2 separate regions of the Homo sapiens genome follow, and region 2 is linked to region 1. Evidence: chromatin contacts called from ENCODE Hi-C data. All regions are on one chromosome and are shown on one strand. Each heading gives the region's core, a stretch centred on a gene start or an enhancer-like site at or near the end of the contact. The rest is flanking DNA. Distances are from core to core; before and after follow the strand shown. Region 1 holds the start of BBS5 (Bardet-Biedl syndrome 5). Region 2 holds the start of KLHL23 (kelch like family member 23).

Region 1 (3,583 bases), core at 99-2,598:
CCAGGCAAAGGAAGGGGGCCCTCCAAAGTCTCTGAGCCCTGTCTGGCAAGAGAGCAGCCAGAAGTGAGGGTGGTTGGAGGTTGCAGACATAGGCAGGGCCACATTGAGCTAGGCCCAGGTAAGGAATTTGAAGCTTTAACTCTAAATTTCTTTTTTCCTCATTCTAAAACCATCCCAATAAAATTTATAAAAGTAATCAGGGAAGAAAGTGTGGGGGAGGGGACAAAAATAAACCAAGCTTGCAGCCAATTCGGCATTAATCATGAGGTCAGCTTCCTCTCTGACCTGCTTGCTCAGAGTTGTTTGGTGCCTATTGTCCTAGAATCATGCAGACCCTGTCACAAGATTATAGTTCCCTTCTATTGCTCTATAGAGAACAACTTGAACATTATGAAATACTCAGTTTTCCCTTTGAGATAGTCTTTCAGATCCTGCATACCAATGAAACTACTGCCTCAGCTGGCCTGAAGGATCCCACTGATGCCAGCTGGTCTGAGGAACCCGTGAGAAACTGATTCAGCAAAGAATGCAGCTTCCCTATCCTGATGATTTCATCTCCCTTACTCCGACCAATCAAGGACCCCAATTTTCCAGCCCCTCGCCCTCTGTGATCCTCTTAAAAACCTCAGCCCAGAACTCTTGGGAAGATAGATTCGAGGATCTCTTCCCATCTCTTTGCTAGGTGCCCTGCAATCATTAAACTCTTTCCCTGCTGCAAACTCTGCTGTCTTCGTGTAATGGGTTTGTTACTGCACAGCAGGCATACGAACCTGTTGATCCTATATCTCTATCACCTAGGCTGGAGGGCAGAGGCACGATCATAGCTCCCCGCAGCCTCCACCTCTTGGGTTCAAGAGATCCTCCCGCCTCAGCCTCCCGAGTAGTTGAGCCTGCAGGCGTGCACCACCACCCCTGGCTAATTTTGGGTTGGTTTTGTTTGTTTGTTTGTGTTTGTAGAGATGAAGTTTCGCTATGTTGCCCAGGCTAGTCTCGAATTCCTGGCCTCAAGTGATCCTCCAGCCTCGGCCTCCCAAACTGCAGGGATTACAGGCAGAAGCCACCATGCCCGGCTAATAACCTGAATCTCTTGACGGTGAAGAGAAATAAGGAGAGGGGTAAAATGGCTAAAGGATGTCTGTTTGGAGGCAAGGAAGGTCGCCCAGAGGTCAGGCACGCTCCCCTTGGCGGACACAGCTGGGCTTCTCAGAGACTCCTAAATCCTGCCTCGCATCTCAAATCGGCTTAACGACGCGAAAGAGCTGGGCGACGCGCGCGCACTCTCGCGGAAGCTTGAGTCTCGGCGCCCGCCGTAGACGTCGTGACAGAGGCGGCCCGTTGCCTTGGAGCCAGAGAGACGCAGCTAGGCCTGCACGGCTGTGGAGAGATCCTGCCACGGGCCTTGTTCACCATGTCGGTGCTGGATGCGCTTTGGGAGGATCGGGATGTCCGTTTCGACCTGTCCGCGCAGTGAGTTTCCAAGATTCCCGAGGGATCTTCAACCCTGTAGAGGGCGCCGCCGTGCGCGTTAGGGACCCGCGGGCGGAGACTGCACCTCCGCAGCTCGCGGCCCTGGTGAGGGTGGGAGGCTTGCGCCGGTCGTCCGCGCCTCGAGAGACCTCAGGCTGGTTGGGCCACTGTGGCCCTCTCGAGGCCGGCGCCGCGGCAAGAGCGCATCGGCATTACACAGTTTTGGTCCCATGCGACCTCCGGTTCCCCCATCCTGGCCCGCGGGACGGATCAGGAATGTGAACCTGAGCACGACCGGGGCCACCCGGGGCTTAGCGTCCCGTATACACCCACGTGAGCTTGGGATTTCAGTTTCATGGAAGGAACGTAGGTCAGGGACTCAGGAAACTAGGGTTCTAAAAGTAGATGTGTAATATCGACCCACAGTGTGGGCCCTTGAGCAGATGTCTTCATCATTCAAGCTAGAATCCTCATGTCTGTAAAATAAGGGAGGTGGGAGTAAGGCAGTCGTCAAAAATTACTAACCGCGCAAACTTTATGTCCTTGGTAAGCTTTCATCTAGTTATTCATATCAGTCACCAACAAGAAGGAGTCTTCTTTTGCAACCTGTTTTTGGAAATTATCATACATTAAATAGAAACCATGTTTTTGGAAAGTATCGTAAAGAAAAAGTGGTTAGAAACCTCCTACTCCAAAATCCAGGGCGGGAAATGCCGGTTGGGTTACTAAGTGTTGAGAAACGCTAAAGCTAAGATTCCTGGATTAATGGCATGGAGCTTCTTAGCTACTTCTTATCGTTCCTTATCATGGACCTCCCCTCCTTAGGTGGAATCGTTCCTTATCATGGACCTCACCTCCTTAGATGGAATCGTTCCTTATCATGGACCTCACCTCCTTAGATGGAAAAATGAAATATTGATAAATTTCTCAGGTTAAGTATAGCTAGATATCTAATGCTAACATGTTAGACCCTTTAAGAAGATGAAAGAGAAAGGAATTCGTAAAATTACGGACTGTAGTAACATATTGCGCACTTTCTATGACATTTTCTGTCATTCTTTTTTTTTTTTTTTTTTTTTTTTTTTTGAGACAGAGTTTCGCTCTTGTTGCCCAGGCTGGAGTGCAATGACGCGATCTCGGCTCACTGCGACCTCCGCCTCCCAGGTTCAAGCAATTCTCCTGCCTCAGCCTCCAGAGTAGCTGGGATTACAGGCACGCACCAACACGCCTGGCTAATTTTGTATTTTTAGTAGAGACGGGGTTTCTCCATGTTGAGGCTGGTCTCGAACTCCTGACCTCAGGTGATCCGCCCGCCTCGGCCTCCCAAAGTGCTGGGATTACAGGCGTGAGCCACTGCGCCCGGCGACATTTTCTGTCTTTCTTGTAGGGTTCTTAATCCAAACAAAAGTCCGTTTCAGTAACATTAGTAAACATTTATCCATGTTTTATTACGTGCTAGTTACTGGGCCGATAGCTAGAGACAGAAAATAATAGGAAATGATATTCATATCCCCCCGTTCTAGTGCAGGAGATACATACAGACAACCACTATAATAAATGTGGTAAATACCATTCTGAAAAAATGAGCGAAAAGCTGAGACTCATAGAAACAGAACAATTTATTCTACCTGGTGAAGTCCTTGAAGAAGAATAAATATTCATAGTATTTGAGTTGTTCCCTGAAGAATGGGCAGAGCCTTGTCAGGGTAGACAGGAGGAGAGTATTCCAGAAAAGAAGAAAAGAATTTAGCGTTAGAAGCAGTCTTGGAGCTGTAACCTCATTAGCTAAAGGCAGGGTCTGCTGCAGAGAGAGGTTGGAAGTACAAATAGATAAATTAGCCAGATTGTAACATTTTTAGCTCAGGATTTTGGACTTCAACTTCTAGGCAGCAGGAAGATATAGAAAGCTTTTAAGCAGGGAAATGATATGGTCATATCTGTATTTTCAATAGGTAGTTGAGTTGGCTTTATGAAGAGTGTATTAGAAGGCTCTTTTAGATATTTTGCTAGGTTTTTTTTTTTGGACACTGTAGAATGTATTCTGTCTGTCAGCAAGCTGCTCTTATTTCCTTTTGTCACCTGTATCTATTTGTCAAATTCCAAAGATGCTTTTCAT
Region 2 (3,717 bases), core at 780-3,279, 250 kb after region 1:
TTCCAAATTAAGGTTGTGATGCAGAATTAAGTGTAAATATTCTTTCATTATAGTAGCTAACATTTATATATCAAGTCCTAAGTGCTTCATTATTAATTTGTCTTTCCAATAACCTTAGGTTAGGTTGAGAAAGTATCCATGTTGTCTGTGTTTTACAGATCTGAAGACGAAGGATCAGAGAAGTTTAGTAATTTGTGAGAGGCTATATGTTGGATAAGTGGCAGAGATGAGCCTTAAGCCCGAAACTAAATCTCATATGCTTTCCTTTTCTAACTATACTGTTTACCAGATGTTGGGATGTTAAACTTTCATCCTTCTTCCTTTTGGGTCCAACACATTCTCTTATTTGTCCATAAGAATCACCTGCTGCCCTTGATTAGAATGCAGATCCCTAGGTCTCCACCCCGCAGACGTCTGTGCGTGGGGTGTGGTAGTTGTGGGGGCTGCATAACCAGCATCTTACATAATTCAATTAAGATGATCTGACTTGTGGAATTAAACTAAAACCCACCCACAGGAGAACCAACAGATGCTATTTATTCAGAGTTTGCTGTAGAAGGGAGTCCCACTCACCATCACTTTGTCAGAGGCTCAAAGGTGGGGCAGACGAGTGGGAAAGCTTTATAGAAGTGAAGAAAAGCCCCCGGTATGCTCTGATTGGAAGTTGTTGGCATGGGAAAGCTGCAGGTGGGCTACTAGAAGCGGGGGTATTTTATGTGATGGGTTTGCGGAACATATTTGGCTTTCTCTGGTTGGTGCAGAGGTGGAACTAGGGGTAAAAATAGGGAAGTTGCACTTTGGAAGTCCCAGGCAGGAAGATCGCTTGAGTCCAGGAGTTTGAGACCAGCCTGGGCAACATAGTGAGACCCTGTCATGAAAAAATATTTAAAATTTTTCAAAAATTGCACATCTGTAGTCGTAGGTACTTGGGAGGTTGAGGCAGAGGATCTCTTGAGACCAGGAGATCGAGGCTGCAGTGAGCTAAGATCGTGCGACTACATTCCAGGCTGGGCAACATAGCAAGACCCTGTCTCAAAAAAGAAAAAAAATAGGGAAATTGCCAGTCGTTGACTACTTCCTGACTGTTCTGGTTCAGCTGCTACCAAGGTTGTGGTCTGGCTTCCTGGGCTTCTTATGTGGTTCAGAGTTCTGTTGTCACATACTATCTGGCCATTCATGTATATTGCGTTTCTGAGACCATACTCTGGGAAACACATGGTCCTCTGGTGGTGGTGAAGGTCCCTGTGAGCTAGGGACCATCTGTCAACACTCTTATCACTACTAGTGTCTATCCCTATCAGGCACTAGAAGCACTTAATAAAATCTTGCGAATGAATGAATGAATGATATACAAAAATATTTGATACTGGCTTTAGTTGGAACAAGAAAATGAACTTTGTGTACCACATAGACATCTGTGACTAGAGTGGCCGTCACCAGAAAGGCTGCTCCTTCCAGCTGCTATGCTCTAAATACAATAACCTGAATCTTAGCACGACTGGACTTCGCCTGGACTTCGCCTTGGCCCCGGCTGCCCAAAGTTTCTCTCAAAGCTTCAGCTTAACCCCTGATGTGCTCACCAGCACCAAGGCGCCCTCCTGAGTGCTTTGCTGGGGGTGGGATGGCGTTTGTGGGAAAGGCCGGCTACTTCTGGCATTTCAACGGCGCCTCCAATCCCTGACCTTTAGTTGTGCCCCATTCTCTCCACTCTTTCCCCCTTCTCTGTCCTCACGATTGAGTCTGGGCTGGCGAAGCCTACTGAGGGAGGGGAGTGTACACACATGCACACGCGCGCGCGCGCACACACACACACACACACACACACTCATATATGGTGTTATTAATAATTCAGGACTCAGAGTTTATCTAAGAGAAGACGCTCGACCGGGTGTGAGAGAGCGCGCGGGACAGAGAGCGAGCCAAGGAAGGGGAAGGCGGCGGCGCGCGCTGTCTCCTGGGGAAGCAGTCCCACCTGCTGTGGGGGGCGCCGCTGGGGAGGGGCCGAGCCGTGCTCACGCCTGCACGCCCCGCCCCGCTCGCCGCACGGCCCGGCGACGGGGGAGTTCCCGCGAGTGGCCTCGCGCCCAGACCGTGCGGGGGGCTGTTCGGGTGGAGGCGGGGGAGCCGCCGGGACACCAAAATAGGAGCTGCTTGTGGGGTGGAGCGGCACTAGCTGGCGGCTTCCGAGCGCCTCTTCCAAAGATGGTCAGAGGGGCCGGAGGCGTCCCCGCTCCCGCTCGCTACTAGCCCGCGGGCCAGCGCCGCGTCCCGAGCCCCGGCGGGAGGTAGGTGCGGTGTGGACCCGCAGCCCGAGGCCGGCCTGCTGGGAGCGAGCGGGGCCGGGCGCGGGGAGCGGGGCCGGGCGCGGGCAGCGGGGCCGGGCGCGGGCAGCGAGGCCGCGCGGGAGAGGAGCGCAGACAATGGCCGCGCGGGCGCCGGGCCGGGCCGAACGCGTTGCGCTGGGGCTGCCTGCGGCGTCCTTCCCACACCTGCGCGGAGCGCCGGGCAGAGGGACGCGGGCACCGGGCCCGCGGGCGGCACGCGGCGCCCTCGAGTCCAGCCCCGCTCCTGGCCCCGGGGCGGGGCGGTCTCCGGGCGGGAACGTGGGCCGGGGCCCAGGCGCGGGGCGCGCGGAAACCCCTGCGGCGGGCGCGGGGGAGGGGGCGAGGGCTGCAAGGGCTGCGCCGAGCTGCCTTCCTTTCTCTCCTTCCTTAAGCGAAAGGGCTCGGGATTTCCCTTTTCCGAGACCTCTTCTTGTCCATTTATATTTCCATCATCCCTTTCTTGGCATTTCGATGTGATTTGAAAGGGAGACGAGCTTGGGGAAAAGGTTGAATTGGGGCCGAGCCGAGACAGCTGAGGTCCGGCCTCGAGTGGGGTGACCCTCGGACACTTGCCTTGCCTAGTGTGGGATCTCATCTCCGAACGCCAGGCCAGGGTAGATTGCGGTGAATGGAATAGCAAATCAGTACTCTCAAAAGGACTACTGAAAAATCCAGGAGCCTCATTTCAAGCTCCGAGCTACCCTGAATTTAAATTGACCACCATATAAATGATCAAACAGTCCATCCACATTTTGCATTTATTATTTAGATGCTGAACTTAGTCCAGTTTTGGAGTATATCCGATGATAGTCAAGTTATTTAGCGTTGATTATTTGAGAGAATGTGCAACATTGAAAACACATTTGTTATTTCATATTTATTGCAGCCATGGCTCTAAAAGGACAAGAAGATTATATTTATCTTTTCAAGGATTCAACACATCCAGTGGATTTTCTGGATGCATTCAGAACATTTTACTTGGATGGATTATTTACTGATATTACTCTTCAGTGTCCTTCAGGCATAATTTTCCATTGTCACCGAGCCGTTTTAGCTGCTTGCAGCAATTATTTTAAGGCAATGTTCACAGCTGACATGAAAGAAAAATTTAAAAATAAAATAAAACTCTCTGGCATCCACCATGATATTCTGGAAGGCCTTGTAAATTATGCATACACTTCCCAAATTGAAATAACTAAAAGAAATGTTCAAAGCCTGCTTGAGGCAGCGGATCTGCTACAGTTCCTTTCAGTAAAGAAGGCTTGTGAGCGGTTTTTGGTAAGGCACTTGGATATTGATAATTGTATTGGAATGCACTCCTTTGCAGAATTTCATGTGTGTCCAGAACTAGAGAAGGAATCTCGAAGAATTCTATGTTCAAAGTTTAAGGAAG

What was found. A loop is a pair of places that touch in the nucleus more often than their neighbours do. Pooled maps may share reads with other maps.
Region 2: a pooled map shows a loop between it and region 1 (4-fold over the local background). The contact joins the promoter of KLHL23 here to the promoter of BBS5 in region 1. A Hi-C loop is called at or near these places in 6 of 50 pooled maps.

What each region holds. Positions count from the first base shown.
Region 1 is chr2:169,478,146-169,481,728 of GRCh38, forward strand. BBS5 (Bardet-Biedl syndrome 5) reads left to right here and starts at 1,349. Exons shown (of 12, transcript NM_152384.3): 1 at 1,349-1,467. The coding sequence starts at 1,409. RefSeq lists enhancers at 1,163-1,272, 1,283-1,622.
Region 2 is chr2:169,731,803-169,735,519 of GRCh38, forward strand. KLHL23 (kelch like family member 23) reads left to right here and starts at 2,030. Exons shown (of 4, transcript NM_144711.6): 1 at 2,030-2,285; 2 at 3,211-3,717. The coding sequence starts at 3,213. All of the region lies in intron 3 of PHOSPHO2-KLHL23 (PHOSPHO2-KLHL23 readthrough), which reads left to right. RefSeq lists silencers at 1,901-2,340, 2,361-2,430, 2,541-2,720.